Linked DNA regions of Mus musculus: all the other regions are linked to region 1. A link is a loop called in an ENCODE intact Hi-C map of the cell type or tissue named here. Cell type or tissue: left cerebral cortex. All regions are shown on one strand. Region 1 has its middle 35 kb from the start of Gm30904. Region 2 has its middle 330 kb from the start of 5031426D15Rik. Region 3 has its middle 190 kb from the start of Gm30904. Region 4 has its middle 340 kb from the start of 5031426D15Rik.

Region 1 (8,000 bases):
TTACAAGGTATGTTTGGCCTTGAACTTTCTCCAGTGTTAGGAGCCTTTTTGTTCCTTTTCACATGTTATCAAGTGGTTAAGGCAGGGCTGAAAATTCTGGATGAAATTCAGGGCAATCTATCAGAAGTAAAGCGGGGAGAGAGGGTAGGAGCAAAGAGGAAATATGGTGCACAAAATAAGTATACAGGCCTTTCCAAGGGTCTTGAACCCGAGGAAAAGTTTGGGTCAGGGAAAAATACCTGGGGAGAGATTGGAAGGAAGAAGAAGGAAAAAGAAAAGAAAAAAGATCAATCAGCGGAGGTCTCTAGGAGAAGGAGCCTATACTCATCACTAGAAGAGCTCAAGGAGCCAGTTCTTAGTAGTTCTGAATCAGATGAAAAGGCTATTAGGGCCTGGAAGGCGCTCTTTCGAGCAGGTGAAGCCACTGGACAACTAACAAAGATTGTCCAGAAACCCCAGGAGTCCTTCTCAGATTTTGTGGCCAGAATGACAGAGGCAGCAGAGCGTATTTTCGCAGATTCAGAGCAAGCCGCACCTCTGGTAGAACAACTCATTTATGAGCAAGCCACGCAGGAATGCCGAGCGGCCATAGCCCCAAGAAAGAACAAAGGTTTACAAGACTGGCTCAGGGTTTGTCGGGAGCTTGGGAGACCTCTCACCAATGCAGGCTTAGCGGCCGCCATCCTCCAATCTCAAAAATGCTCCATGGGCAGAAATGAATCAACGCATAGATCTTGTCCAGGAACAACTAGATGTATTATGGCAAATAGCTCAGCTGGGATGTGAACAAAAGTTTCTGGGATTGTGCGTTACTTCCATTCAGTATGAGAAATTTACTAGGGCAGCTAATTTGTTAAAAAGTCTTTCTCAGTATATGTTACAGAATTGGACGGCTGAATTTGAACAGACCCTTCGGGAATTGCCATCATTCAGGTCAACTCCACTTGCTTGGACCTGTCCCTGACCAAAGGATTACCCAATTGGATCTCCTCATCATTTTCCTTCTTTAAAGAATGGGTGGGGGTGGGATTATTTGTAGATACACTTTGCTGTGGATTAGTGTTGCTTCTTTGGTTGGTCTGTAAGCTTAAGGCCCAAACTAGGAGAGACAAGGTGGTTATTGCCCAGGCACTTGCAGCTCTAGAACATGGTGCTTCCCCTGATATATCTATGCTTAAGCAATAGGTCACTGGCCACTCCGCTCTTGCACCCCACGAGGCTAGTCTCATTGCACGGGATAGAGTGAGTGTGCTTCAGCAACCCGAGAGAGTTGCACGGCTAAGCACTGCAGTAGAAGGGCCCTGCGGCATATATGAGCCTATTCTAGGGAGACATGTCAATTTTCAAGAAGGTTGAGTGTCCAAGCGTCCTTCTCCCCAGGAAAAACGACACGGGACCAGACCAGGACCCCTCTGGGTGATGAGCCTGGAAGGGGGTTATGTGTACAGCTCCTTTACCTGCACACTGGGGATTTGACCTCTATCTCCACTCTCAATAATATGGGTGGCCTATTGCTCTTATTAAAAGGAAAGGGGGAGATGTGGGGAGCCGCACTCACATTTACCATTACAAGATAGCGCTGACAGCTGTGTTCTAAGTAGTAAATAATCTGCACATGTGCAGGGGCAGTTTTCCCGCCATGTGCTCTGCCTTTCTCGTGATGACAACTGGGCCGATGGGCTGCAGCCAATCAGGGAGTGACACGTCCTACGTGGAGGATAATTCTCCTTAAAAGGCACAGGGTTCTGGCACTCCCTCTCTTCGCCTCTTCGCCTCTTCGCCTCTTCGTCTCTTCGCCTCTTCGTCTCTTTCTCTCCCTCTCTGCCCCTCTCTCTGCCTCTCTCTCTGCCTCTCTCTCTCTCTTTCTCTCTGCCTCTCTCTGCCACGCTCTTCCTCTCTTGCTCCTGAGTAAGCAATAAAGCTTTGCTGCAGAAGATTCTGGCTTGTTGCGTCTTTCCTGGCCGGTTGCGAACGCGCGTAAGATATCCTCATTTAATAAGACTATCTCATGTCTCATATGTCTCATATATTCTTATTTAATATTCTCTTCAATAATTACACCCACATACATACACACGCACACACGTATATATACAAGACTACATAACAGCCTTCAGAGAGCTTTAATGAGAAATCATCAAAATGTCACATCATAAATGGAGCATAAAGCTGCCCTTTCTCTACTAATATGGAAAGATGATTAGCAAAACAATGCGGCCCACATCACAGAGCTTTTGCACTCGGAAGCTAACTGTCAATGACGACACATCTGGCATGCCTAAAGTAAACAAACAAACAAGCAAAGAACGAGAATACAGTTTAACAAAACACCCATGGAAGGAGTTACAGACACACAGTTTGGAGCTGAGACGAAAGGATGGACCATTTAGAGACTTCCATATCCCGGGATCCATCCCATAATCAGCCTCCAAATGCTGACACCATTGCATACACTAGCAAGATTTTGCTGAAAGGACCCAGATATAGTTGTCTCTTGTGAGACTAAGCCGGGGCCTAGCAAACACAGAAGTGGATGCTCACAGTCAGCTATTGGCTGGATCACAGGGCCCCCAATGGAGGAGCTAGAGAAAGTACCCAAGGAGCTAAAGGGGTCTGCAACCCTATAGGTGGAACAACAATATGAACTAGCCAGTACCCCCCCAGAGCTTGTGTCTCTAGCTGCATATGTATCAAAAGATGGCCTAGTTGGCCATCAGTGGAAAGAGGCCCATTGGTCATGCAAACTTTATCTGCCTCAGTACAGGGGAACGCCAGGGCCAAGAAGTGGGAGTGAGTGGGTAGGGGACTTTTGGGATAGCATTGGAAATGTAAATGAAATAAATACCTAATAAAAAATAAACAAAATAAAAAAATGATGCTTCCAAAGTTCCTCAACTATCAAGACACTAGGGCATACGCAGTTGAAGTTTATGTCTTCTGGAAGCTTTGTGTGCACTTCTCAGATGCTCCTCTGAATTGCAACAGAAAATACAAGACTATTAATAATGATGTCTTAGCTGTTGTCCACAATCATAGAATTTATGTTTACCTCGGGGCACTGGCGAGGACTTTCATGAGAATACTAGTTTACAAGCTATTTTAAGTTTTGTCACATAATGTGTCAATCCATGTGGCAGCTCACATTTTAATACTAATTGATGGGGTACATTCTTAAGAAGTGTTATTATTCATGTTGGCTAATTCTCAACTAACCAGGTGGCACACATTCAGATTATACGTTCAATTACTTCAGAAAGCTGTTTGTCTTCAGTTTCTGTCACCAGCCAAATGTTTCTTTGTCTTATATGTGTAATGAATTTTTATGATGATTATAGAACCATAAATCACCATGATTTTGACCTACTGCAACATGTTTTTTCTCTGCCAACTATCACTTAATTCATAAATTTATGATTTCCAAATACCATGAAATGATTTTAAAAGTCGGTGCTTTGAAGATAATTTATATAGTTGCTACAGGTATATGTAATTCAAATTTAAAGATTATGTTCTTTCCAATAAATCCCATCAGTATGAAAGTGGGTACAATGTCAGGCAAAAACAATGCAGAATTATTTCCATCTTCTTAAAGATATTTTTGTTTGGAATAATAAAAGACATTTTTTCCCATGAAAAAATTTCTCAGCAAAAAGGTGAGAGATAATTTTTATTATAATTTCCTTCCAAAAATACCAACCTCGCTGACATTTTACTTCACATTTCAGCTATAAATTTAGGTTTTAGAAGTGAGGCTTTAAAAGTACTCTGTTTCAGTGAAAATTTCACTGTAATGCTAAATGGGTTGCCATGCCTTGAGCAACAGCTCCCTCTATGGTCCATCATCACCCAGGTAATGACTGTGCATCTTCTGCAACACCATAGGCCCTTCCTTCTATGACCAATACTCTCCTAGATACAATGCTAAGATGATACTGAACATTAGCAGGCTAGGTTTTTCTTTCCTTTTTCCCCTTCAAAATGCATCTTATTGCTTATAATTCTGTTATTCTGTTTATTGTTAGATGTGATTTACTCAATTACAATTTTAGTTATATTTCATACATACAACTTGATCCTTATGCAATAAAGAATCAGAGTTATGGGGAACAATCACAGATTGGATAAATTTCTGTTTATCTGGTCATAGATTTTCAATTGTACTGATGTTTCAGTACAATTATGTGTATGTAAATGTATTCACATTTCTTTAGAAATGTCATGTTATAGATTTCATTTTAAATATTGTCTACAGTGAAAAAATAAAATCATATTTAACTGTAAGTCCTAGAAAAAAGCCCTACATTTATATACAAGAAAACCCTTTATATACAAGTAGTACATCTAAGACTCAAGAACCCATCTGTTACCAGGAAATGTTAAACTGGGGAAACATTTTGAAATAAAGTACAAAAAGGGCAACTGGTTTTTAAAGGGAAAGGAAATGTATATAAGAAGAAGGGGCTGAGGCTTCTTTTATTCTGGCCTCTTCTAACATAACAAAGCAACTCTGAAAGGTTTATAGTGTTGTATGGGAAACTTCAGGGAAAGTAGTGGCTCAAACTGAAGTATCAGCTGGCTTTGTTGGAGAGATTAGAACCATAGAAAGAGAACCAACCTGTTCCTTATCTGATACCTGCATCATCACCCTACTTTGGAATCTTCCATTCAATAGTGGTAGAAGTTACATAGACATCATGTTAGGCAGAACTACATTCCAACTATATTATGTTACTATTCTGCATTGGATGACAAGTCAACAAGTTTCCTAGTAACAGATGGGTTGTTGAGTCTTAGATGTACTACTTGTATATAAAAGGTTTTCTTGTATATAAATGTAGGGCTTTTTTTCTAGGACTTAGAGTTAAGTATGATTTTATTTTTTTCACTGTAGACAATATTTAAAATGAAATCTATAACATGACATTTCTAAAGAAATGTGAATACACTTACATACACAGAGAGAGAGAGACAGAGAGACAGAGACAGAGACAGAGAGAGAGCACTAGAGAGGGTAAGGGAGAGATAGAAAAGACATTGTATGAGAGACAATTTGGAATAAAATTTTATTCTAAAACAAATATTTGTAACCACACTGAAAATGAATTAATTTACTCAATTTCTTATTCAAATTATTCCCACAGTCACCTAACTGAATTAAATATTTTCTATCTACTTTAGCATCAAAATCTGTGGAGTTGAAGTTACAGGTGGGTCTGGATACCATATATGAGTGCTGAGAACTGAACTAGGGTCCTTTGCAAGAACAGTATGTTCCGATAATCACTGTGTCATCTCTCTCTCCCTCTCCTCTTATAGCTGAGACATAAACTTGAAATGTAACCAAGAAATGCATGGCTCCCAAGATTTCACTCCTTCCTTTTTGTCAGTATTCATTTTCATTTTCTATGTGTATGAGTATTTTGCTTGTATGTATACATGTGCACTGCGTTTGTGTGTGTGTGTGGGGGGGGGGGGTAAAGAACAGAGTCTTTAAAGAACAGAGTCTAGTAAAGAACATCAAATCTTTTGGATCTGAGCTTAGAAATTATTGTTAGCTCATCACTTTGTACTAAGAACCAACATGGGTCCTCTACAAGTGCAGCTAGTTTTTTTAACCTCTAAGCCATTTCTACAGCCCCAAAGATGGCTTCTTTCTTTTTTAACCTTCTTGCAATATTGTCTACTTTTTCTTGTGACATTGTCGCCTTTTGTTTGAATCGGCTCCAAAACATGTATTTAGACAATATATCACATATGTTATAGGTAAACACACTTATATAAACAATAATAATTTTATAATTTTTCTGTATAAATTCTTCTAGAGTAAAAAACATTTGTCAAGTTGCTCAAAGAACGTGCTTAAAAACAAAAGTGACTTTCACAATGGAAAGCTACACAGCCATGCCCAAGAACAGAAAATATAAATATATTTCATAATGACCATCAGAAAATGCAAAGAACACATATACACATATGAAACATGCAGAGAGAGGAACGAGAAATCTTTGGAATTTTGTAAATACATTATTGGAGAATTAGACTTGGGTGCCTTTCCAATTAAAGAGTTAGAGGGATGCTAATGAAAAGAATATAACAATAAACAAAATAACAAATCAGATGGCATTCTCAGAGTCTAAGTTATGCCTGCTTATATGAAAGATTATAACGCCAAGACAAAGTCAGTTTAGAAAAAATTCTCATGTGTATGCATATGAAAAATATGCCTCTCAATGATCTGAAATTATATAATTAAAGAAGGTAATTTAATACACACCAATTTACATGGTTTTTTTGGAAACAGAAACAATGTCATCCCCCTCTTAAGAATAAATACAGAATCATAGCATTGCAGAGAAATTCAGGAAAAGAATAAATTTCGAGGCATGATCACCAACATTCAAAGCATAACTTCCCTACAACACAAACCAAGGTATGTGCTAGATTTTGTATTTCTTTACTACACTCACCCTGCCTTCATTTTGTGAATGCCTAATGTTCTACCAATGCTGTTTTCACTTCCTTATAAATTCCCAGGATTTGTTCAAGAAACTCTCCTGCCAATAAGAGACATGTATCCACTCTTTATGATTGTATCGGTAGTGTTCCAAGGCCTCCAGGCTTATAAAAACTCAAAATCTCAAGGAATTAAAATGATATCCATTTACTAGATACAGTATCATCACATAGCCAAATCTGACTTAACCTAAGAACCTATCTCTTCTTCTTCCAAGGTGTTAGGATTATATATGTGTACCACACTCTCTAGCTATGTGCATGTGGTTGTTTGAATTTTTACTGACTGCATATGCATATATGCTTGAATACTTGGTCCCCACTTAGTAGAACTGTTTGTAGTAGATAAGGATGGATGTCCTTATTGGAGGAAATTTATTGGTGGGCATGTGCTTTCAGGTTTCAAATGATCCATCTCACTCCCAGTGTGTTCTGTGTGTCCTGCTTATGGTTTAAGATGTGAGCTAATTAGCTGTTCCTGTCGTCATGTCTCTCCTCTGCTTTCATAGAGTCGAATTCCCTGGAACCATATGCCCAATTAAATGTTTTCTTTTATAAGTTGACTTTGTCATGGTGTTTTATCTTATCACAACAATAGAAATGTTAATAAGACACTCTATGCCAGTAGTGGCTCAACTAGCCCTGGGTACTCTGGATTATGAGTGTTGGAACACAAATGACATAGATAGAATTTCAGCTGCTACGCTGTCACTGTCAGAGATATGTCCTTTTCAGGATTCACAACTGGAGCAAGAAGGTTTCAATTCTGACAGTAGCTTTTAAAACTCTGCCCTGATATAGACAATTATCACTCATCCTAGGATCCAGGGAAATTGAAGACAGTTATTGTGGAGAACACATAAGATGACATCTTATGGTCATTGCCCTATAATAGAACAAACAGGCACTAAAGAAGTGACTCAGTAGTCAAGAATAATTGCTCTTGTGAAGGACTCAAGTTTCGTTAACATCAGAACTCATGTTGTACAGCTTGCAACTCCCCTTAACTCCTGAGAATCCAAAGCACTCTTGTAGACTATACAGGTACCAGCACATAGGTGAGTACACACACACACACACACACACACACACACACACACACACACGTAAAATTACATCATTAAGCTATCAAACAAGCTAATCATATCTTGTATTCTATTTCTTCAGTCCTCTAATGAAATACATAATCCCAGAAATCAAGGATATGTCTTAGGCAGATAAATCTCACCAATATGCATGTATACAAATATGCAAGTCAATAATCAATTATCAAGAGCCTATTTTCATCTTAGCGTGACAGATATATGGATGCTGAATAGTTACCTACAAGAAAGTATTTTATTTAAATTGTTATTAATGTTAAGTAACCGAGCAAGTATTAAATTAGCTTTGTTCATTGTCAGAGGTTTTAGAAATCTTTTGAACAGATATTATCTCCCATAAATCTATGTTGTTTCAGGCAAGTCTCTAGTTCCTACTATTTTCAG
Region 2 (8,000 bases), 1.1 Mb before region 1:
TCAAGTTATAAATCTAGGTGACATTGACAACATGAATAAAAATTTTCTGGATATTACCTGACTCAAAACCATCATTTTTCTTTTTTATTGTGATTACACCGTTGTGCTACATTATTATTCTTTAGAAAAGTCCACGTCATGAAAGAAAACACCTATTTTTCCAATACATTTTGAACAGGATTAGAAACTACTCTAAATATATACAATAGCCAGCCTACCAAGGATACCCAACTTTATACTTTTGCACTCAATAATTTGAGAGCAATTAAAGGGGAAGAGTCAAGAATCTGCTACATGCTGCCATTTCCATAATTAAACAATAAAACTACTATATCATTTCACACAGACATTGTAAATACTAAATTAAGAAGCGCCGATGAAATGTCAGAAGCATTTTCTTATGAGTTTATATCAGCCATGTGATTACCATATTGATTCTGCATGCCAATGAGATAACATTCCACTGTGTTTATTTTTCTCCCAATTGCCTTCCGGAAAGTAATAAAATTAAATCCAATATGATATTAAATGTAAATATGCATGGATATTATATGTAAATACCCATTTTAAACTCTCTTTGCTTTTTGATATTTTCTGAGCATAATGTTGTCAAGCCAACAGTAATATTCCTATTCCCTGTACGGCCCACCCTCACTTCTAGCACCAAGAGGAAGAACACCCTTTATAATTCCACTTGACATTTGTTTCATGATCTATGGAAAGTAAAATACTAATTTTTTTCAAAGTTACAGAGCCAGGAGCTTCTCAGCTAAGAAAATTTGATTTCCCAGGCTGTCATCCTGAACGGGGACTCATCACAGCCCCCTCCCCTTCACTCTTTTATTTCTACTGAAGTCAGTTTTATTTTCTGCCAATTTTATCACTTGGCACTAATTGAATAATTAAAACAGCTGAACTCATCTGGCTCTGGGTTAAAATCGCCTTCTATGATTGTGTCCTTGCATTGCAGCTACCCACAAGGCCTTTACTGTACTTGCAGAAAACTCGTCTTTTCATCAAGATTAACCCAATAAGGACCTGCTGCAAGAAATAGGCTCTCACAGCAGGAAATTGGTGCATATATTTCTGAAGAACAATAACCCAAGTAACACAGGCGTCTGTTGAAAGAAAAGCACCTGACCCAACCTGCTTCTTTACATGTGTTAGGACAGATAGAGATCTAGATGCACTAATGGATTAAACTGCCTTTTAGTATTCTATGTTAAGAACCTCTGCCCCTTTGCAATGGAATATATATTGGGTATTTTTTCTTGTAAGTGGAGGTTTTGTATAATCATTTTAAATGGGAACATCATTAGCTACTCTTCTGATAAAAGCCATTGTTGCTTTTCTATGGGTAATATACCTGGAAATCCAATCAATCTGATAATTCTAATACTATGATAATAAAATGATCTGAAGGGACATTGTTTATCTTGCCAACTGATTATTTCTGTTACACAACACCATAGCAAACAGACAGAGTGATTCTCATTCTTCTTTCAAAAGTTTTTCTCTTACAGTTATTTGTGTATGTGCACATGCACATGTACACACATGCACATGTGCACAAAGGCACATGCACACACACACACATGCACATGTGCACACATGCACATATACACACATGCACACATGCACAAAGGCACATACACACACATGCACACGTGCATAAAGGCATGTGTTTCAGCTCATGTATAAGAGTAAAAGATCAATTTGCAAGCATCATTTCTGTCTTCCTGTCATGTGAGTCCAAGGACTGAATTAAGTCACGAAGACACTTGGCAGCATGGTAGCATGTGTCTTTACCTTTGGGTTCACTTGTCCTGTCTTCTTTCCCATAATATTGACTACATATTAGATCAAGAGACTAGATGTTCTTGGAGTCATGTGTAATTTTACTAATGTCAAATTGAATAAAGAATCCCATGCCCCCTCTCTCCCTACTCATGATGGATTGTCCAGTTTGCCATCGACAAACAGATTTCCTAAGTTAATTATACAACAGAAAGGTGAAAAACATATTTCATATATCTATATCATATATATCTCTATCTCTATCTATCTATTTATCTATCTATCTATCTATCTATCTATCTATCTATCTATCTATCTATCTATCTATCTATCTATCCATCTAGTGGTGTGTGTGTGTGTATGAGAGAGAGAGAGAGAGGGAGAGAGAGAGAAAGAGACTGAGTGTGTAGATATAATTAGCAGGTCTCATGTGTCTTTGGACTCACTTATTAATCTATAACTAAACCAAGAAATCGAGTTAGACAAGGGCAGAGATGACATTGACTTGCAGGGAATGAGCTTTTCAATCAAGCTGGAGTTTTAGGAATGCTAGTGGTAAATCAAAATGGTCTTAGTTATGTTTTGTTAGGGCGTATTACAACTGTACTTTCGTGTGACTTTGGGGTCAGAAAGACATCACTGAAGCAACATGGTGCCACTTCTGTAGCTTAATGTCGAGATAAATTAATCTGAGATGCCATCTCATAACTTATAAGTGAGGAACCTGAATGGGATGAGGCAGCGGTATGCAGTCTCCTCGAAGTAACTTTAGTGGAGGAAGTAAGGGTAGGAAACGCTGGTTTGGGTGTGTTCTCTTGATATGTGCAACTTGAGGTCAGTTCTGCTAGACATCTGCTGACGGATGCTCTAATCAGTGTTGTTGTGTCAAAATGAGATGCAGAGTTGTGGTTGCTTTTATGAGTCTGGCAATGTCTCTGCATGCCATCACAGTTAGCCTCTCATTTCTAGAGGATCTCAGAGAACAAAAAGAATAAGTAACAAACCTGAGCTGGCCCACTAGAGGTGATGTCTCCAACTTTCCTCTTTTCAACTCACACCATAGCTAGATCATGGAAGCATGTCTGAAGACCCTATTCCAACCTGACTGCTCTGTCTCTACTTGGCTAGAAAGGAAAGGAAAAGCAATTATGTCTTAAGGTCCCTTTTGGTCATCTGACTTCCAGACATCGTAGAACGCTGATTTGTGAAAATGTCTATTTCAGACTCAGTCATCACTACCCAACTCTCGTTTCTCAACTGCCCTCTTAACCACAAAACATGGTCTGAGGCAGAGCCACTAACACGTTTACTTTATGCCTTCCATATTACAAGTGTGACTATTTTTAATGACCTTTAAGAATCTATTATTGGATCTTTCACATCCTACAGAAAGAGCTTTCATTAGCATGAAAGAATAGTTTTCTGTAAATTAAGTAGAATTGCATCAAACAAAAATGACTTTCTTCAAATTTCCAACAAGAAGCCTGTCTAAAGATAAATTTAAGATTTTTTTAAACAAAAGTTCTTTTGCATTAGCAAAAACAACTTGAAGGCATTATCATTTTAAATGAACCATCAAAAAGTGTGACTTCTAAAACAGAATACCACCGTCAAATTGTAATTTATATAAACTTTCCAAAGCCACTCACAGAATGAAGTGATGTTCACATGTATTTTACATTTTAGAATGAAAACTTGAGGAGGAGGGAAGTTGGCATTATTTTAAAGAAATGTTAAGGAGTAGAGGACGTGAAGATCTGTGCTTCTGTAGGAAGAACATTTTCAGCTTTGAAAGCACACACAGCTTATAGATTCAGGACTAATGAGGGATGCTTATAGATACAGGTCTAACGAGAGATGCTGCACATTGTACACACTCTATCAAGCTAGTAGCATATTTGTATTGATAGCTCTTGTTTAACTAACTGGAGAATAACAAGGCTCATTGTGTTATTTCCTTTTGTAGTTTTGATCAAATTGTCAAAGGGTGGTTCAGGCTGAACTAGTTATCTTAATTGATACAATGCACAGCAAAATACATTGATCCATAGGAATGGGTTCCAGATCAATTGTCCTTTTGAAAATAATATTTACATTTAGAAGGGGCCCTGGATACTCACTGATCCCAAAGGTTAAAGCTAATTTTCCTTTAACCATAGTGATTAATGCATCTTTGGTATCCTGAGTGGTTTTGAATCAATACAGAATATCTTAAGGGATTCATTTATTGCTTCTCAAAGCCCACCTTTGAGTCTAGGAGGTGCAGAAGATGGTGAAGCCATTATTTTCACACACTGACAGATGGGAACAACTGAGTCACAAGCCAGTTGGGTGATTTGGCTAAAACCAAAGAATCAGATATGATGGCTACAGTCTCAGAATAGTGTTCTCAACTCCTACCTCCCATCTGTTCCTTACAAGAGACTGAAAGCCAGTTTTCTGCTACTCTGCAAGACACATCTATTTATTCCATTAAAATGGTTCAAGCTGGTCCCAGAAAAGTTTGCCTTGTCTATCTCAGCCCCACACTTCTAGTTCATACCATATCTGGAAAGGGGAGTGTGTGGACAATGATACACGGCATCTTTATTCTTTTTTTTGTTTGTTTGTTTTTTGGTTTTTTTTAGAGACAGGGTTTCTCTGTATAGCCCTGGCTGTCCTGGAATTCACTTTGTAGACCAGGCTGGCCTCGAACTCAGAAATCCACCTGCCTCTGCCTCCTGAGTGCTGGGATTAAAGGCTTGCGCCACCACACCTGGATGGGATCTTTATTCTTGATGAAGGAAACAGTCCTTAGCTGTTTTCCGTGGGTATGGAAATGGGTACTCTGCATCAATCCTTTTTTCATTCTAGCCTTCTACCCTATTTTGGTGATAGATGCTATTTTATAGCATCCTGGTTTGACACTCAAGGCACAAATTGAAAAGGACAGAGCAGATGTCAGCAAAGCACAGTATTCACTGAATTGTAAAGAAAATTACCGGGTTCTAGATTTGATTGTGACTAACAGAGTCTATGTGATATTTAGATTGTAATTTTCTTCTCTGGACTTAGCTCTGTGACCTGAAAAGTAAGTACCTATAGTAGATTAGTGAGGCTGCCCTGACAGGAAGATGGCAGAGGAATGCTACAAGAATGGTTTATCAACCAGAAGGGAAGAACTCAGTCCCTTACAGAGAGTACATCTGTAAGAAGAATGCTGTGCATCCTGGCTGGTTTAGACCAGTACCCCTGTCGTCATAGGTCACATTTCATGCAATCCTCATTTCCAGATGAGTTAACATTTAGAACATTAAGTGTGTTGATTTAAGGGGTCACTTGGCTACCTCTGCTATATTTTCCAAAAAAATCTCAAGGGATTTTAATGATAGGTTTTTCTAGTTAGATTTTGTTCTTGTTAAGACTCTTTGCTCTTTTTTCAAGGAATTAGGGACAAGCGAGGGAGACCTGTGACAAGGTAGAAGCTCTGGGACTTTCCTTAAATCTTACCCTGGGGCTATAGAGATGGCTCAGTGGTTAAGAGAACTTTCTGTTCTTCCAAAGGACCAGAGTTCTAGTCCCATTGTCCCTGCTGGGCAACTCACAATCTCTTGTAACTCCAGTTTCAGAAGACATGGTCTCCATACAGATATCACACACACACATACACACACACACACACACACACACACACACACACACACACACACACACACAGAGAGAGAGAGAGAGAGAGAGAGAGAGAGAGAGAGAGAGAATAATCTTTTAAAAATAGTCACACCATTTACTTAGTCCTAGTGTGAAGCTAGATGGGCTTACCCAAGAAGTACTCATTAAGTTGAGGAGAGACTAGGAGAGCTGGAAATTCATTGATTATTGATTGATTATTGAATGTAAGTAGGGAGCTATTTGTAACACTGAGTTACATTTCTGTGATTTCATTCAGATAGTTCTCCCTTGCCTCCCATTCATACAAGATAGAGTTTTAAATATTTCCTTAAACCTCATTAAAGATGATAAAGCAGTCTGCCTCCCAGCTCCATCCAACTCCTGAAGCCCCAAGGTGAAACAACAGAGACTCCCAGAGTATCTAATTTTGTCTTTGGTGCTAATTAAAATCCTTTGGGATGTACTAATTCCAGGATGTTATTCTTGCCTAGAGCAACAGACAGTCACTAACCATGAAAGATGTTGTATCCCTAGGTCAGTATCAATCTGACTGTCTTAAGCTACACACATCTGGTGAGCAAAAATTCTTCTCTTATCTAAATCAAGGAGCCATCTTAGACTGGAAAATCTTCAAAATGTCTCCCATGCCATTCCTGGATAAAATGAATGCTACAGCAAGGCCTTGGCACCACTCACTTTCTATTTACAACTTCTGTTGTTGGTACTAAAGAGCCGGGATCTTCTCTTGTCTTTCTCCTTGATGGTCTCACTCTTAGTTATTTTGAGGAACTCCCCCCCAGTCTAACTGTAAATTATTCTGTCAGGAGTTTTGAAGTATTTCGGCTTCAGTAGCCTTTTTCTTCCAGGTCTTGTGTGTGAGGAAGAAAACTTACATAATGACATAGTGAGCTTGTTCACACACACACACACACACACACACACACACACACACACACACACACACACACACACGGTGGGGGAAGAGAAAGACAGAGACAGAGTGACAGAAAAAGACAGAAAAACAGAGACACAGAGAGACAGAAGAATAGAGACAGAGAGACAGACAGAGACAGAGGCAGAGAAGTTTTCAATCCAGTGGTTTTCTTTGATATTTAATGTGTGGAGAAAGTCAAGATGAAAGAGAAACACCTGCTGCTTTTCAGAATGGAACCCTACACATATGTGACTTTGAGCTCTGGCAGGGAATGAACCTGTAATTTCAATACTTGCAGTGAGAGCCTGCAAGTTACAAATGGAAGCCACAATTTCTATGGCAGGCATTTTGTTAGGCTGTCAGGGAGCTCATTTTGCTGTCAGTCCCTATTTTTTAAAACATTCTCTTTACATAAATAAAATGTAACAGTGAAAAATGAAACACATGAACAAACATACACAAAGGGGCACCCCAAGAAGCCCCTCCATTACTCATGCCTGTGGTGTAAGTTGATGTGGCGTCTTCACCGAGTATTTCAGAATTTAGGGAGATTACCAAGGTTATAAACTGAATAAGGAAATAGAATTGCTTTTGGTCAAGTATCAGATTCTAGCATTAAATAGCTCTTGGATATTTATGGAGAGAATGTTATATATACCATAGTCATATTTAAAACAAGATCTCTCTTTGATTTTCTTTCCTGCTTTCTTTGGATTAAAATAGACATGGTATAAGAAACTTCAGGAAAATGTAAGCTGCATCTTACTGTAGGTTACACAATTTATTTTTTTATAGTTATACCCCAATTCCTAATTTGCCATCTTCCAATCATACCATACCTACATAAAGCTCTTTTAGATAAATGAGGAGTCAGAATTCCCTGGTCCCTGTAAGAATTTTTTAATGGGAGTAGTAGGGGGAAATATGAGAGAGTGAAAAATGAGTAATCAATCACTCTGTTTACAATGTACAATCATGTTGTACAATGAATACATACACACAGAGGCAAATTGCAATATCATGGTTGGCCCACCATAACTATACATAGTAAATTATTATTTCAGTATTCATATTTTTACTCTAGCAATTCCAAAGAGCTTTAAGGTCCAACGCCACATAATTTATCTCAGAAAACCCCAGTCAGTTAGAATGTTACAAAGAACCAGCTTCCTTGATTTGAACTCATTTAATGCTGTCTCATGGCCATAGTGGATATCTGTAATCTGGGAAAATATGTGCCACTGGCCTCAAGAGTGGCAGTGGTGTTGGCTCCTCAATTTATCACTAGCAAATCATTCCCAAGTCAAAGCTCATTTTCAAGTCACCATGGTTTAGTTTCAGGACCATTGATTTACGGAGGACATTCATGTTCAAAATAATTATGCAATTGCTTTGCGTTTCAGGCTTGGGACTAAAACTTCAGCCTTTATTCTCCATCCAGTAAAATTTCCATTTCACTGTAAATCCTTCCAAGCTCTCCAGAGGACTAAAATTGGCCGTGTCTCTCCAGTGACTTCTCTGTGTGTTTCTCTCTCTCTCTCTCTCTCTCTCTCTGTCTCTGCATGCACGCATGTGTGTGTGTGTGTGTGTGTGTGTGTGTGTGTGTGTGTGTGTGTGTGAG
Region 3 (8,000 bases), 160 kb after region 1:
ATGATTTTCAGAAGCTGTTGGGAGATATTAATTGGCTTAGACCTTTTTTAAAGATTCCTTCCGCTGAGTTAAGGCCTTTGTTTAGTATTTTAGAAGGAGATCCTCATATCTCCTCCCCTAGGACTCTTACTCTAGCTGCTAACCAGGCCTTACAAAAAGTGGAAAAGGCCTTACAGAATGCACAATTACAACGTATTGAGGATTCGCAGCCTTTCAGTTTGTGTGTCTTTAAGACAGCACAATTGCCAACTGCAGTTTTGTGGCAGAATGGGCCATTGTTGTGGATCCATCCAAACGTATCCCCAGCTAAAATAATAGATTGGTATCCTGATGCAATTGCACAGCTTGCCCTTAAAGGCCTAAAAGCAGCAATCACCCACTTTGGGCAAAGTCCATATCTTTTAATTGTACCTTATACTGCTGCACAGGTTCAAACCTTGGCAGCCGCATCTAATGATTGGGCAGTTTTAGTTACCTCCTTTTCAGGAAAAATAGATAACCATTATCCAAAACATCCAATCTTACAGTTTGCCCAAAATCAATCTGTTGTGTTTCCACAAATAACAGTAAGAAACCCACTTAAAAATGGGATTGTGGTATATACTGATGGATCAAAAACTGGCATAGGTGCCTATGTGGCTAATGGTAAAGTGGTATCCAAACAATATAATGAAAATTCACCTCAAGTGGTAGAATGTTTAGTGGTCTTAGAAGTTTTAAAAACCTTTTTAGAACCCCTTAATATTGTGTCAGATTCCTGTTATGTGGTAAATGCAGTAAATCTTTTAGAAGTGGCTGGAGTGATTAAGCCTTCCAGTAGAGTTGCCAATATTTTTCAGCAGATACAATTAGTTTTGTTATCTAGAAGATCTCCTGTTTATATTACTCATGTTAGAGCCCATTCAGGCCTACCTGGCCCCATGGCTCTGGGAAATGATTTGGCAGATAAGGCCACTAAAGTGGTGGCTGCTGCCCTATCATCCCCGGTAGAGGCTGCAAGAAACTTTCATAACAATTTTCATGTGACGGCTGAAACATTACGCAGTCGTTTCTCCTTGACAAGAAAAGAAGCCCGTGACATTGTTACTCAATGTCAAAGCTGCTGTGAGTTCTTGCCAGTTCCTCATGTGGGAATTAACCCACGCGGTATTCGACCTCTACAGGTCTGGCAAATGGATGTTACACATGTTTCTTCCTTTGGAAAACTTCAATATCTCCATGTGTCCATTGACACATGTTCTGGCATCATGTTTGCTTCTCCGTTAACCGGAGAAAAAGCCTCACATGTGATTCAACATTGTCTTGAGGCATGGAGTGCTTGGGGGAAACCCAGACTCCTTAAGACTGATAATGGACCAGCTTATACGTCTCAAAAATTCCAACAGTTCTGCCGTCAGATGGACGTAACCCACCTGACTGGACTTCTGTACAACCCTCAAGGACAGGGTATTGTTGAGCGTGCGCATCGCACCCTCAAAGCCTATCTTATAAAACAGAAGAGGGGAACTTTTGAGGAGACTGTACCCCGAGCACCAAGAGTGTCTGTGTCTTTGGCACTCTTTACACTCAATTTTTTAAATATTGATGCTCATGGCCATACTGCGGCTGAACGTCATTGTTCAGAGCCAGATAGGCCCAATGAGATGGTTAAATAGAAAAATGTCCTTGATAATAAATGGTATGGCCCGGATCCTATCTTGATAAGATCCAGGGGAGCTATCTGTGTTTTCCCACAGAATGAAGACAACCCATTTTGGGTACCAGAAAGACTCACCCGAAAAATCCAGACTGACCAAGGGAATACTAATGTCCCTCGTCTTGGTGATGTCCAGGGCGTCAATAATAAAGAGAGAGCAGCGTTGGGGGATAATGTCGACATTTCCACTCCCAATGACGGTGATGTATAATGCTCAAGTATTCTCCTGCTTTTTTACCACTAACTAGGAACTGGGTTTGGCCTTAATTCAGACAGCCTTGGCTCTGTCTGGACAGGTCCAGACGACTGACACCATTAACACTTTGTCAGCCTCAGTGACTACAGTCATAGATGAACAGGCCTCAGCTAATGTCAAGATACAGAGAGGTCTCATGCTGGTTAATCAACTCATAGATCTTGTCCAGATACAACTAGATGTATTATGACAAATAACTCAGCAGGGATGTAAACAAAAGTTTCCGGGATTGTGTGTTATTTCCATTCAGTATGTTAAATTTACTAGGGCAGCTAAATTGTCAAAAAGTCTTTTTCAGTATATGTTACAGAATTGGATGGCTGAATTTGAACAGATCCTTCGGGAATTGAGACTTCAGGTCAACTCCACGCGCTTGGACCTGTCGCTGACCAAAGGATTACCCAATTGGATCTCCTCAGCATTTTCTTTCTTTAAAAAATGGGTGGGATTAATATTATTTGGAGATACACTTTGCTGTGGATTAGTGTTGCTTCTTTGATTGGTCTGTAAGCTTAAGGCCTAAACTAGGAGAGACAAGGTGGTTATTGCCCAGGCGCTTGCAGGACTAGAACATGGAGCTCCCCCTGATATATGGTTATCTATGCTTAGGCAATAGGTCGCTGGCCACTCAGCTCTTATATCCCATGAGGCTAGACTCATTGCACGGGATAGAGTGAGTGTGCTTCAGCAGCCCGAGAGAGTTGCAAGGCTAAGCACTGCAATGGAAAGGCTCTGCGGCATATATGAGCCTATTCTAGGGAGACATGTCATCTTTCAAGAAGGTTCAGTGTCCTAGTTCCCTTCCCCCAGGCAAAACGACACGGGAGCAGGTCAGGGTTGCTCTGGGTAAAAGCCTGTGAGCCTAAGAGCTAATCCTGTACATGGCTCCTTTACCTACACACTGGGGATTTGACCTCTATCTCCACTCTCATTAATATGGGTGGCCTATTTGCTCTTATTAAAAGGATAGGGGGAGATGTTGGGAGCCGCGCCCACATTCGCCGTTACAAGATGGCGCTGACATGCTGTGTTCTAAGTGGTAAACAAATAATCTGCGCATGTGCCAAGGGTATCTTATGACTACTTGTGCTCTGCCTTCCCCGTGACGTCAACTCGGCCGATGGGCTGCAGCCAATCAGGGAGTGACACGTCCGAGGTGAAGGAGAATGCTCCTTAAGAGGGACGGGTTTTCGTTTTCTCTCTCTCTTGCTTCTCTCTCTCTTGCTTCTCTCTCTCTTGCTTCTTGCTCTCTTGCTTCCTGCACCCTGGCTCCTGAAGATGTAAGAAATAAAGCTTTGCCGCAGAAGATTCTGGTCTGTGGTGTTCTTCCTGGCCGGTCGTGAGAACGCGTCTAATAACAATTGTGTTTTTGTGTATCCAAGAATAAGAACATAGACAACTTTAATACATTCAAAAGAAAATGATTTGCCCGAAAATACACAAAGACTTTTTCTAGCTTCTCTTTGCACTTAGCGACAGTTTCATGTTAGTGGAGTTCAGGGAATGTACTTATTAGTTACTAGAGAAGATTGTGTTTCCAAGCTTGACTGTGGCTTCTACAGTTGTTTTGGGTTATAATCTTGAGTGAACAAACAAAAGAACCATACATTCTAAAAACACTGCAACCAAACATTTAATTATAGTCCTCCTGTGCTCAGCAAGGGAGGGAATAGTTACAGTGATAATTTTACAATGTAATGACAAAAATCAGTCTTTTCTAGTACTGTTCTGCACCCTGGGTGACATCCAAAGTGACCTTTTGGCAATGATGTTTCTTCTCTTTTTTCTCTCTCTCTCTCCTTTTTTTTTTCTTCTTTTTTTAACTGATTCACGTTACATCCAGCTCACAGCCCCTGTCCTGGTCACTCCCACCCATAATCCTTCACCTCTTCACCTCTCCTTCTCCTCTGAGCCAGTAGGACCCCTCTGGGTTTCCCTTCACTCAGGCACTTCAAGCCTCTGCGAGGCTAGGCACACACTCCCTCTCCCATTAAGGCCTGAGGAGACCACCTAGCTAGTAGAACCTCTCCCACGTATAGGCAACAGCTTTGGGACAGATCCCGCTCCAGTTATTCGGATCCCACATTAAGATCAACCTGCGCATCTGCTACATATGTCTAGCCCCTGTACGTTCTTTGGTTGGTGGTTCAGAGTCTGAGAGCTCCACGGGATAGTATGCCCAGATCATACTGTTCTAAAGAGAACTAAGCAAATGATCTAAACGCGCAGTATCGTGGTTGTTCTACTCTATCTTTTTTTTTTTATTTGAATCATGAATTTAGTTGGGACCTTTCACCCACATAATATGCCGTGTTCATAGTTGATTCCATTGTCTTCCCCTGTTTCCCCTACCCCCACTTGCTATTCTTCCCTTGAAGTAGCTCTCCTCTTTCCTTTTTATTTACTTTTGTATATATTTTAGGCATCTCAGCTTTTACAATAGTAGATTTTTATATTTCTTTTTTAATCCATCCTAATATACCTAGCTTTTTAAACAAAAAATATTTCTAAGGATTCTGATTTTTAATTTTATCTTCCATTCCCCTTTTCACTTCACAATGTCAGTGTGACTCATCCAATAGATTGATGACTCCCTTCCTCCCTCCCTCCCTCCCTCCCCTCCTCCCTCCTTCCCTCCTTTCTTTCCTTTGTCCCCTCTACCATCTCTTTTTCTCTTCTGTATGCTCTCCCTCTTTTCCTTCTTCTCTCTTCCTCCTCTCCCCCTCCCTGGCTCTCTCATCTTTCTATGGCAAAAATAGTCTCTAAATCTACATGTGGGTTTGAAAATTAAAACGTTTTAAAGTTTAACCCCATAAAAATTCCTCAACTGATCTGTGCATTCAGTTTTGTAGTTGCTACAAGGCATCCAACAGTGCCCTCTAATGCCAGTTTTTAAAACAATTGTTCCATACTTTTGCTTTAATCACAATGTTAAATCCTGTCATTTAGGAATCCATATCAAAGAATAAAATGCTATAAAATATTTACAATTTTAAAGACAAATTTTATAAAACATTTTCTTTAGATTTTAAAATTTAGTTAAATAATGTAATGTGATTACATTATTTTAACTCATCTTGATAATATTGTTTAATTACACTACTTCTGCTGATTGACACAATGTCCAACAAATTCTGTAAAGACACTTAGTAACAAATAATTAATCAAAACAGTATTTATTTTTAATGGCAAATAATAGTAACTTCTATATTAAATGCACAATTTATCACTGTAACTAGATGGATTTTTGGCACTTTCTAATTAAAAATTTTATAAACTTTGGCTAACCATATATATTTTAAGTATATAGCTATTAACTTTTTGGCTACATATTTGTCAGTATTTGTATCACATATTAAATCTGTTTTTATGAATAAATAATTTTTCCATTTTAAGTAGTAGTTCTATCAAAAATGTGAGGAGTATTCCAAAATTTTGTTTTTAAAAAAATCAAGTGGATAGCAACTACTATATGTACAAGCTTCTGGGTAAAGTAGAGTTGCCTTAGTATACCCCAGAAAATGAGAAGTCAGGGTAACACAGACTATTCCAGAGATAAGTAGAAGTGTACAGGAAGTCACAGAGAAAGCGATAGGGAAGCTTGAATGTATGTATGGGCACCTTGTGTGTACCTGGTGACTTTAGGATCAAAGGCATCAAATGCCCTGAAACTATCTAAGTAGGGCTGTTTGTAAGTCACTATATGGGTGCTGGAAAGCAAAGCCAGGTGTTCCACAAGAGCAACTAATATTCTTAACTGCTGAACCAACTCTCCAGCCCCATAAAAGTCTATTTTAAAAGCAAAATAATGGCAGCAAAGAAGAAAGAGATATTTCCACAAACCAAAACTATTTGCAAAGAGGTACCTGCTAGGGAAATATTCACAAATATGCGACTTCCCACAGCACAATTAAATACTACAAGCAAGAACATAGCAACAACAAGCACAACAACAACCTTGACATTCAATAACACACAAACAGTTGAATATCTTAATCTATTTTCAATTTATATGTTTTGTAGCCATTAAAGCTTCTAATAAACAATAATCATTATGTAACCTTAAATAAATAAATGTATCTGTTAAAAAATAGAAGTTGAATTATTTGTCTGTCTTTGTCCATGTCTATGCATCCATGTTTGTAATACATACAGAGACCAGAAGAGGAGATGAACCCTTTGGAGTAGCAGTTATAGGGATTTGTGAGCCATTGTACATGTTGGGAACTGAAGTCCCTTGATAGGGCAGCGAGTGCCTTTAACCTCTGAACTATTTATCTAGCCTCGCAAATTTTTCTACAGTAGACACATTAAAATGGCAAGTCTTTTCATCCGAAGTTATTACCTAAACATTTATGTATCTCTAATAAGTCTGTAAGTAGTGATCTCAGAATTTTGTCCTGGAACTTATTAAGATGATCTGAAAAGAACGGAATCACAGGGGTTGAGTATGGGAACCGGGTAGTGACACCAAGAAACACAGCAGTAAAAGAACCTGTGTGCGAGCTTCAGTCTGGAAAACAACAGAATTCAAAACAAAGCCCAAGGACGAGCTTTAGTCTATTAAATAAACCTAGCAATGATGGAGAGAGATGATGTTAAAAGAGAAAGAGGTCTGTCTCTTAACTAATCAACAGTGACAACAGGAATAAGAAAAGTCCGGAAGAAAAGATGGGGATTTCAAAAGGGATATAAAAGCTGAAGAGGAAGATATTTACTCCAGCCATACGAGATGTTACACAGCTTGGAGAGAAAATTTAAACCTGTTGTTCACATTGTCAGATTTCAAGTTAGTTGTGAACTCTGTGGAAAAGGGCTTTGGGGTCATCATAACAGATCAATGAGAGTGCATCTTTTCTATCCTTTACATTACAGATCCCAAGGCCAGCTAAAGACTGTGTGGTCACTCACGCTTTTAGCGTCAGTGACCTTGCTACTTCCTCATCAGCCCCCCAAGCATAAGCTGCAGGGGCTTTGCCAGAGCAAAGCGGCTACATGCCTGGGTCATCTTCCTTGGACTCATGGCCCCCTGTCACTTCAACTTCACCCTCTTCCCAGGCAGTTTTCCAAGATGGGTCTTTGTGTCACAAGCTACTTTCTTATGGGATAAACACACATCGTCTCCATCACTAAATCATTTCAGCCCGAGGCAAACATGGCCTCTGTATTGGTTTCTTTGGCCCAGATTTTGGGGGAAAAAAATCCTGTTTCTTCTGTTCTGAAGGGAGGCAAAGAGGAGTAGCCCATTCTAGAGCACCGAGCTTGTGAGACAGTTGGGATACGAAGCGTTGGGGCATTACAGAATAGAGGAACAGGAAGTTGAGCCACAGGCGGGAACCAGGAACAGATAATACCACCAAGTCCCATTCCTCCTGTGACCAACTTCTCTCAGCCAGGACTAATGTTTATTGGCGCTGCAGCCTGCAAACCTGAGGATGTTGCAATTAAAATATAATCTGTGAGGACTTTCCAGATTCAAATGTAACATTCCCAGAGGATTTTGAAATCTCTCAAAAGAATCCACTTTTGTGTCTCTGCACTGCCTCACCTTGTTTTCCCCACGAGAGTCATCCACCTACAGTTTTTCCACACTCTGCGCATCTTGGCTGCCCTGATGCTCTTCCCTGATCTCAGGAGTCATTCATGGAAGCAGGGTCAGGACTGGGTTAAGAATTAGGACATTAGGCAGGGTTCTCTTGAGGAAGAGCAAAGAGAGAATAAGTACACATTTCAAGGAATGTTTACTAGGTTGAATTTGATAGGGTAATGTAGTTCTTTAATGACTTTTGCATACTAGAGAGGTTGAGTATTGCTTTCAGACCAGCAGTAATAATGTTGAAGTGTTCACAAACAAGCACAGAAGGGCCAGAGGAGAGCTGCTGGGCTTCTGTACTGGCTGATTATGTGTGTCAACTTGGCATTAGCTGGAGTTATCACAGAGACAAGAGCCTCCATTGAAGAAATGCCTGCGTGAGATCCAGCTGTAAGGTATTTTCTCAATTAATGATCAAGAATGGAGGGCACGTTGTGGGTGGTGCCATTTCTTGG
Region 4 (8,000 bases), 1.1 Mb before region 1:
GGGATTTTCCTGTCTCTGTGGCCCCAATCCTGGCATTGGAAGCCTGCACCACCATGTCTGGCTTTTTCCATGGATGTTCACCAGATTCTTACACTTGCTTGGCAAGAACTTCAAGGAGGAGACATCTCTCCAGCCTCTGTGAGGACTTCCTATTTATTATCTCATTTAATATTTTTATACACCCAGACCTATGTACTCCTTCTATATTCATGTTAAAGGGAAAGAGTTCTCTTGAGTCTCTCAGAAGTTATGTGATAGACATCTGACCACATTTCATAAGAGGTAGAACTACGTTAAGCCTCTCTAAAAGCCATTGCTCTTAATGCATATTCTATAGTGTTATTCCAACCTGTCCCTGGAAATTCTCATAATAAGTAATCTTTAAAACTAGACTTAAGTGGGTACTCGGAATAAAGATAAGCAAACTTCTGAATCATCTTCAGATGAGAAATCACTCAATCTGTCAGAAGTTGACAGAATCCTACAATTATTCACTATGTTCACCTCTGTGGTTTCACTTCTGAACTAAAGATCTGAGGACACACACTTGTGGCCATTTTCACGGATATGCATGGCTTCATGAAGCTTAGTGGCACCCAGAGCATATGTTTTGGCCTCTGTCAGGTGAGCCAGGTGACCTGGCTCCTATGTAATCTACAGTCAGCAACTCCAGCCCCTCATCCACCCTTTGCATGAGGTTAAGGGTTTGCTGACATGTTTTGGGCTTTATGCCTTGTATTGATTATCTTATCTGTTTAACACAAACCACAGACATTGTACATAACCCACAGCTGAGTCCCTGGGGGAAATGTAGTAGAACTCAGTACCAGTTCCTCTGAAGAGTGACATCAGTCTATTAAAGACCCTCCTTATAGAGGGACTGATGCTACATGTAAAACAGGCTCAAATTTCGTTCATGTTTATTTGAGATTCCAGAACATACATTTTGACTATATTGGTAATCTTATATTACACATTTCGGTTTAATACAGACTTAAAATATTTCATATATTTCCTCTGGGTGTGGTCATATTTGCCTATAATCATAGAATTTGGGAGTCAGGATCCTGAGTTCAAGGCTTGGGATATAAGGATACCAAGTCTTGAGAGAGAGAGAGAGAGAAAGACAGAGACAGAGACAGAGAGACAGAGAGACAGAGAGACTCAGAGAGAGAACAAGTTAGTGAGCATGGGAGAGCATTGTCTTCAGAACCAATTATCAATGAAAGCATTGTTTATAATGCTTCATAATTTAAAGAGCAGATGATTTATTTACAACCAGAAAGCAGAGTATTGGTAAGTAGGAATCCCCTGTTCACAGGAAGGTAGTTTCCTTAGACTCATTACATTGAAGGTCTCATTCCTGAGCTTGATGGGGGAGTAATATTTATGTGTTAATTCTTGACACCATTTTCTTTTGGGATACATTGGGGAATGGTTAAGATGAAATATTTAATTGGACAAACATGTCGCTTTATTTCTAGTCAAGTGCTGGTGTCATTGGAACAAGCACTTGAAAAACATTGTGAAATACCCTGCACGTGGCAAAAGAGGGGTGGGATTGAGCAATCGAGAGGTTATTTTGTTTTTTAATGTTGCCACACTTTATTGTGTTCATTTAGTTGCTCTTACCAGTGATGCAGAATCCACTACAAGGGCATTTTAAAGTGCAGCACATCACACATTAGTCCTTTAATGTTAATTGCAATTAGTCTATGGTATCAGAAGGTTTGTACGCAAAATGTTCTCTTGGTCATTAAAGCTATTTTGCTCTAAGGCACATTTGTGCTTCTTGGGAAAGAACAGGAAAGAGTATTTGTCATTTCTCAATATACACATAGCTCGGATTGTTTGGTGTACAGCAAACTGAAGTACTGCTTTACTCTTAAAGAGCTTTTGGGGCACAGTGGACAACAAATGACATTGTTGATGCTTACGAGCTTTTCCATGTTCAGAATGGCATTCCCAGTACATCATTTTCCAGACTTCAGCTAGACTGACTACAAGTCACTGAATTTGTATGAAGAAACTGGCTTGCATCTGGGCTTCTCATTATCTTAGGATAAATCATCAATCTGCATCCAAAAGTTTAAGTTTCTAGAGACATTTCTTCCTATGCTCAACTTGCATACTTAAACCACTCAGATCTGCTGTGAGGATGGAGAAGAGATTGCATTGTATTTGTGAGATCCTTTATCTGAACAGACAAGGGTATTGGGGGAAAACTAAACAGATTACTGTAGTGTGAGAGGTGTGTGTGTGTGTGTGTGTGTGTGTGTGTGTGTAGTTGTATATGATATATCTCCTGGAAGCTTGTGTTTTGAATACTTGTTCCATAGCTGATGTTGCTACTGTGTGATGCTCTGGAAGCTTTAGGAGGTGGGGTTTGGCTAGAGGGAGAAGGTCAGTTGAGGTGGGTACTGCTTATCTTCTTCCTGTTCCCTCCCAGTCTTTCTTTTGGCTTCCTATTTGTTAAGTGATGAACAGCTGTTTCTGCTCTATGTTCTAGTCACCACGGTTTTCTGCCCCAGTAGATAAAATGCAAGTTAAAATCAACTAAACCCTCTGAAACAATTAGCTAAAACTAAATCCTTTCTTCCTAAGGTTGTTCATATATTCTATGATGTATTTAGAAAGTACAGGATATTGAAGATTGCAGGAATTTGAAACATCCACCAAAAAAAAAATATCCATAGGTAACCCAGAACACAGACCATGTAGGCTTATAAGTGATAAGGCTACAAAGGTGAGATCACTCATGATTTTGGATTCCACATCACAGTGCCACAGGAATTAATGATTGGTCTTCTGGGTTTTAGTCTTCCTTTAGTCCATTTCTGATGTCTATGTACCTATTCCTCTCCTTGGAAATATACATGTTTACTTTGTGCTATTATTTATTGAAATTGTGTAATGTTCTGGGTTTTATAGATTTCATCACTGTACTGGCCAGTTTTGTGCCAACTTGACACAGGCTGGAGTTATCACAAAGAAAGGAGCTTCAGTTGAGGAAATGCCTCCATGAGATCCAGCTGTAAGGCATTTTCTCAATTAGTGATCAAGGGGGAAAGGCCCCTTGTGGGTGGGACCATCTCTGGGCTGGTAGTCTTGGGTTCTATAAGAGAGCAGGCTGAGCAAGCCAGGGGAAGCAAGCCAGTAAGGAACATACCTCCATGGCCTCTGCATCAGCTCCTGCTTCCTGACCTGCTTGAGTTCCAGTCCTGACTTCCTTGGTGATGAACAGCAGCATGGAAGTGTAAGCTGAATAAACCCTTTCCTCCCCAACTTGCTTCCTGGTCATGATGTTTGTGCAGGAATAGAAACCCTGACTAAGACAATCACTAAGAGTTTGTCTTGAGTATCAGATGAGACTTGGGACTTTTGACAATTTCGAATTTTAAGACTCTTAGTGAGGAGGGACAGCTCTTGGAGAACAACTAATACATTTTCCATTATAAATATTGCCAGGAGCAACTGGGATTCAGGGACAGAAAGTTATGTTCTGACTGAAATGTCACCTAGAAACTCCTGTTTAAAATGCTCTTTCCTCAGCTGGTGGCACTATTTTTGGAAACTGAGGAAGCTTTGGTTGAGACTTCCTTAAATGATGGAGGGCCCTAGAGGGTGGCCCTTCCTGTATCTTCCTTTGCTTCATTTCCACCATGAGATGTAGAGCTCAACACCATCACACACTTCTGTAGACCATAATGTATTCTCCCCAAGTGCAAACTAAATGATCCTTGACTAAATCTTCCAAAACTATAAATGAAAGTAAATCCGTTCTTCCTCCTTGGCTGTGCTGGGCATTGTCACTACAATGAGAGTGACAGTCCACAAGGAACAGCATGGGTTAGCACCTCAGAAGTGGTTGGTACATGGCAGAAGATAGTTACTTGAGTCAATGTTGAGTGCTCACTGAAGTTGAGCAGGATGAAGAGAAAGATGCATAGGCATGAGTGAGAAGAGAAGGTGGGATGTTGGAGGACAGGTGACCATCATTCCTGGTGAGACTGGAAATCTTCACCCTCCAGCTCTCCTCCACATCCCCTCCCTGCCTCACACATTTCTGTGATGCAGTTTCAAGTTCAAGTGAGGAAAAGATAGTACATGTTCAAGAGTAGCAATAAAGAAGAATAGAGGCAATTGGCTTTACCTCACTCTGAGAACTGGGTAAAGAATAGGATGAAAAAAACTGCACAGACATATATAGCTCCTAAGTAAGAGCCCATGCCAGGAATTCTCACTTCTGAACACAGGAAGTTGATCAGTGACCAGAGACAATTCTAAGTGCCTTCATTTTCTTCCTGTGTGCTTCTCAGTTCCGAACTGTTTGCCACTGCTGGCACACCCACACTTTCTACAGTAGCACCTGGGTTTCCTCCTACACAGAGTTCTATCCACCCACCACAGCAAAGCAGACCCAAGCTCACGCACACAGTGTTCTCTGAAAGGATACCAAGCCACGTGTGCAGCTCTGAGACAATGTGGAGAGTGGGCGGGCTGCCCGGCAACCGCATTCTAAACACAGGAAGAAGAAATTTCAGTTTTAAAAACCGATCAAGGAAAACAGTATGAGAGGGCTTGAGTTTGGTAATGCTAGGTATTTACACTGATAGAACTTGAAATTCCTTCTAAAATTCTAGTAAGCCTTACCTTTTCCACCAAATTCAATCTCATTAGCTGCAGTTATCAACTATACCAAGTGGAAAAGGTTTTCTAAACCATTTCAGTATGAAAATATTCAATTTCTCAGTCAGTTCAGCTAACATTTTTGCTAACTTGTGTATACTGTTTCAGCCTTGCCTCTTTCAGAGTGGACACACAGGTCCTGGTAACTGATAAACTTCTCTTCAACATTTCTTACATTAGGTCCCTAGTTTTGTGTACAGCCTTCATTACGTAGATAATTTTGTGTTGTATGTATGCATGTCTAAGGAGATGGCCTGGTTGTATGTAACTTGTCATGCAATCATGAAGACTTGAGTTAAGATCTCCAGTACCCATGTGAAAAGCCAACTGTGATGGTACCAGCTACCTAGAATTGGTGCTCTGGAGTGGTAGAAACAAGAGGGTCCCTATAACTTTCTGGTCATATAAGCTTGCCCAAGGGATGACTAGGTTCTATTCCTGCACACTGCAGGGTTCACAAGGTGTTTTGTGTCCAGGTTCAGTGAGAGAATGTTTTAAAAGCAAAGGAAGACAGTGATCATTTTCTTTATTTACATTTTGAATGTTATCCCTTTTCCTGGTTTCCAAGAACCCCCTATCCCCTTCCCCTTCTCCCTGTGCACCAACCCACCCACCTCCTGGCCCTGGCATTCCCCTATACTGGGGCATAGAATCTTCACAGGACCAAGCGCCTCTCCTATTGATGACTGACTAGGCCATCCTCTGCTACATACACAGCTGGAGCTATGAGTCTCAATATGTGTTTTCTTTGGTTGGTGGTTTAGTCCCAGGGAGCTCTGGGGGTACTGTTTAGTTCATATTGTTGTTCCTCCTATAGGGTTGTAAACCCCTTCAGCTCCTTGGGTCCTTTCTCTAGCTCCTTCATTGGAGCTAGAATTCCCTGTGCTCTGTCCAATAATGGCTGTGAGCATCCACTTCTGTATTTGTCAGGCACTGGCAGAGCCTCTCAGGAGACAGCTTTAACAGGCTCCTCTCAGTAAGGTCTTGTTGACATCCACAATAGTGTCTGGGTTTGGTGGTTGTATATGAGATGGATCCCCAGGTGGGGCAGACTCTGGATGGTTATTCTCTCAGTCTCTGTTCCACCCTTTGTCTCTGTAACTTTTTCCATGGGTATTTTGTTCCCCCTTCTATGAAGAATCAAAGTCTCCACACTTTGGTCTTCCTTCTTGAGTTTCATGTGTTTTATGCATTGTACCTTGGGTATTCTGAACTTCTGGGTTGCTTGGTTTTCTAATATACCATTCTGTCTTTCTGCCTGTTTCAACATGGGCCCTCAGCCAAGAGTGCCTTTTTCTCACCAGGGCCTACTTTGGATCATCTTTGACATGGTGTTTAGATCTGTTTGTATTCCTGCCTTGACACTTATAGCCTTTGGTCTGTGTTATCAAAATGCTTGCTATAGTTTTGTAATGGTATATTCCTGGTCTTCTACTAGAATCTGAGATTCATGAAGGCAGCTCAATATTTCTGTTCATGCTCTTCTGCAGAACCCAGCACAATGGCTATACATACTGCCAGAAAAGGATCTCTGGAAGTGGTTGAGAAAATGGAGCAGCAGTGAAGAGCGCACACTGCTCTTTCAGAACACTGGACTTTGATACTCATACCCACTTAGGTGGCACACAAATACTTGTAACTTCTGCACCAAGTCCAACACTCTCTTCTAGACTATGCAGGCACATACATGCACATGTACTTCACACACACACGCACACACACACACAGAGAAATAAAATAAAAATTTAAAATCTCATTAAGTGAATGAGTGAGTGTCTGAGCTAAACAAATAAAACCAAAAGGAGGTGTCCTTAAGGAAGCTAGGGGAAAAGCCATCAAATAAGGACATAATTGACTTGACACTCTTTAATAGTTTAATGTTTTTATTTTTATGTGTATATATGCATAGGTGTTCATATGTGTGTAAGTACATACGTGAACATGCATATATAAGTGTGTGCACATGCTCATTGAGGCCAGCAAAAAACCTTGAGTACTGTTCCCCAGGAAGTACCTACCTTGGTGGTTTTGGACAGAATCTCTCTTACTTATTGGGAATTCTCCCTTAAAATAAGTTGCCTGGTCAAGAAGCCCCAGGGGTCTGACTGCTTTCATCTCCCCAGGGCAAGGATTACAATTACACCTTCTGTGCCCAACTGTTTTACATGAGTTCTGTAGATCAGTGCCCTGGCCCTCATGCTTCCACATTACAAATGGAGACCTCTCCTGGCCCTAATTCACCTTTGAAATACTGTCCTCTTGCTCATAGGATAGGCACTCTGCAAGAACAAGGCAGATGAACTTTGAACAAAAGACTCTTCACATAGCCAGAAATACATATATCCCATCTGCTTGAGACAATGGCTGAGAGGAACTCAAGGTCACTCCCTGAAGCCCATGGGAAGGACTGGGGCTGTTCATTGACTTGGTGAGTGTTCAGAGTGGAAACTGGACCCAATTTCTAACATGTTACCAGTTCAGGGCCGAACAGAAAGGAGAGTAAGTGAATTTCTTTTTCACTTCCCCATCCCAAACCTCCAACTATCTTCATAAAACTCACCAGGAGACAGAGTTGATAAACTGACAGATAGTATCAAATGCCAGCCAGAGCTTCTTTCTACCCTCAGGCACTGGGGAGCAGCCCATGAACAGATTGTTCCTGCCACAGTATCTCATTATTTTAAGCAAATTGAATTTCTCATTGACTATGTTGAAAGGTTGTACTCTAGTTATAATTACAGGTTTTTACTTAATTTCCTTTTATAAATAGGTCAGTACTCTGTACTTGAAAGTAGTATGTTGATTACTGATTTTTTTTTCCCCCTTCTGTTGGCCTCAGGGACTGTTTAGTGCAGAAACTGCTGACTGCACGAATTTAATGAAACAAATACATATCCAATTACAAGAGGGTGTGTGAGAGAGCACGCACAGGCCAGCAGGTAGCAAGCTCACAGCCAGCCAGGACAGTTCACCTTATGGTCACGCAGTTCATTCTAAGTGCATAGGGAGGGGGCACAGGAGACTGTGGGGAACTGACCAGGCCTCAGCCTGGCAAAAGCCATCTCTGGGAACTTCCTTCGCTATCTGATTATGAAGATGTCCACTCATGGAGAACCTATGTCCTAAAGAATCCCAGGCTCTCATGACAGCATACATGTGTGATCTGGGGAGACAAATAGCTCAAACGTCCATTTCCACAGCAGCTTTTTAATTAAAAAGAAGTCAAGTTTTTGGTTTTCCTGATATGGATATAGTACATTATTCAAGTCCAAATATTTATAATGAAGAAATCTAAAGGAAGAAATGATAAC

The links. Hi-C counts contacts between places; a loop is a spot of excess contacts. Peaks named below come from ENCODE experiments on the same cell type or tissue, not always from the same donor. Only the 100,000 strongest peaks of a DNase experiment are listed, where the experiment ranks them.
Region 2: a loop joins it to region 1, with 2.5 times the contacts of the local background. A loop is called at or near these places in 3 of 42 quality-filtered maps.
Region 3: a loop joins it to region 1, with 3 times the contacts of the local background. A loop is called at or near these places in 4 of 42 quality-filtered maps.
Region 4: a loop joins it to region 1, with 2.7 times the contacts of the local background. A loop is called at or near these places in 3 of 42 quality-filtered maps.

The regions. Positions count from the first base shown.
Region 1 is chr2:8,376,615-8,384,614 of GRCm38, forward strand. No RefSeq gene overlaps it. Among named protein-coding and RNA genes, the nearest start is that of Gm30904, 35 kb to the left of the region's middle. In left cerebral cortex, a CTCF peak has its summit at 3,830; DNase peaks (open chromatin) are centred at 3,830 and 4,589; H3K27ac peaks cover 3,777 bases.
Region 2 is chr2:7,252,034-7,260,033 of GRCm38, forward strand. It overlaps a transcript of Celf2 not described here. Among named protein-coding and RNA genes, the nearest start is that of 5031426D15Rik, 330 kb to the left of the region's middle. In left cerebral cortex, no CTCF peak of the experiment used is centred here; DNase peaks (open chromatin) are centred at 3,578 and 4,181; H3K27ac peaks cover 6,951 bases.
Region 3 is chr2:8,532,293-8,540,292 of GRCm38, forward strand. No RefSeq gene overlaps it. Among named protein-coding and RNA genes, the nearest start is that of Gm30904, 190 kb to the left of the region's middle. In left cerebral cortex, a CTCF peak has its summit at 4,831 (motif pointing left); DNase peaks (open chromatin) are centred at 4,145 and 4,763; H3K27ac peaks cover 1,261 bases.
Region 4 is chr2:7,265,816-7,273,815 of GRCm38, forward strand. It overlaps a transcript of Celf2 not described here. Among named protein-coding and RNA genes, the nearest start is that of 5031426D15Rik, 340 kb to the left of the region's middle. In left cerebral cortex, no CTCF peak of the experiment used is centred here; a DNase peak (open chromatin) is centred at 4,405; H3K27ac peaks cover 7,051 bases.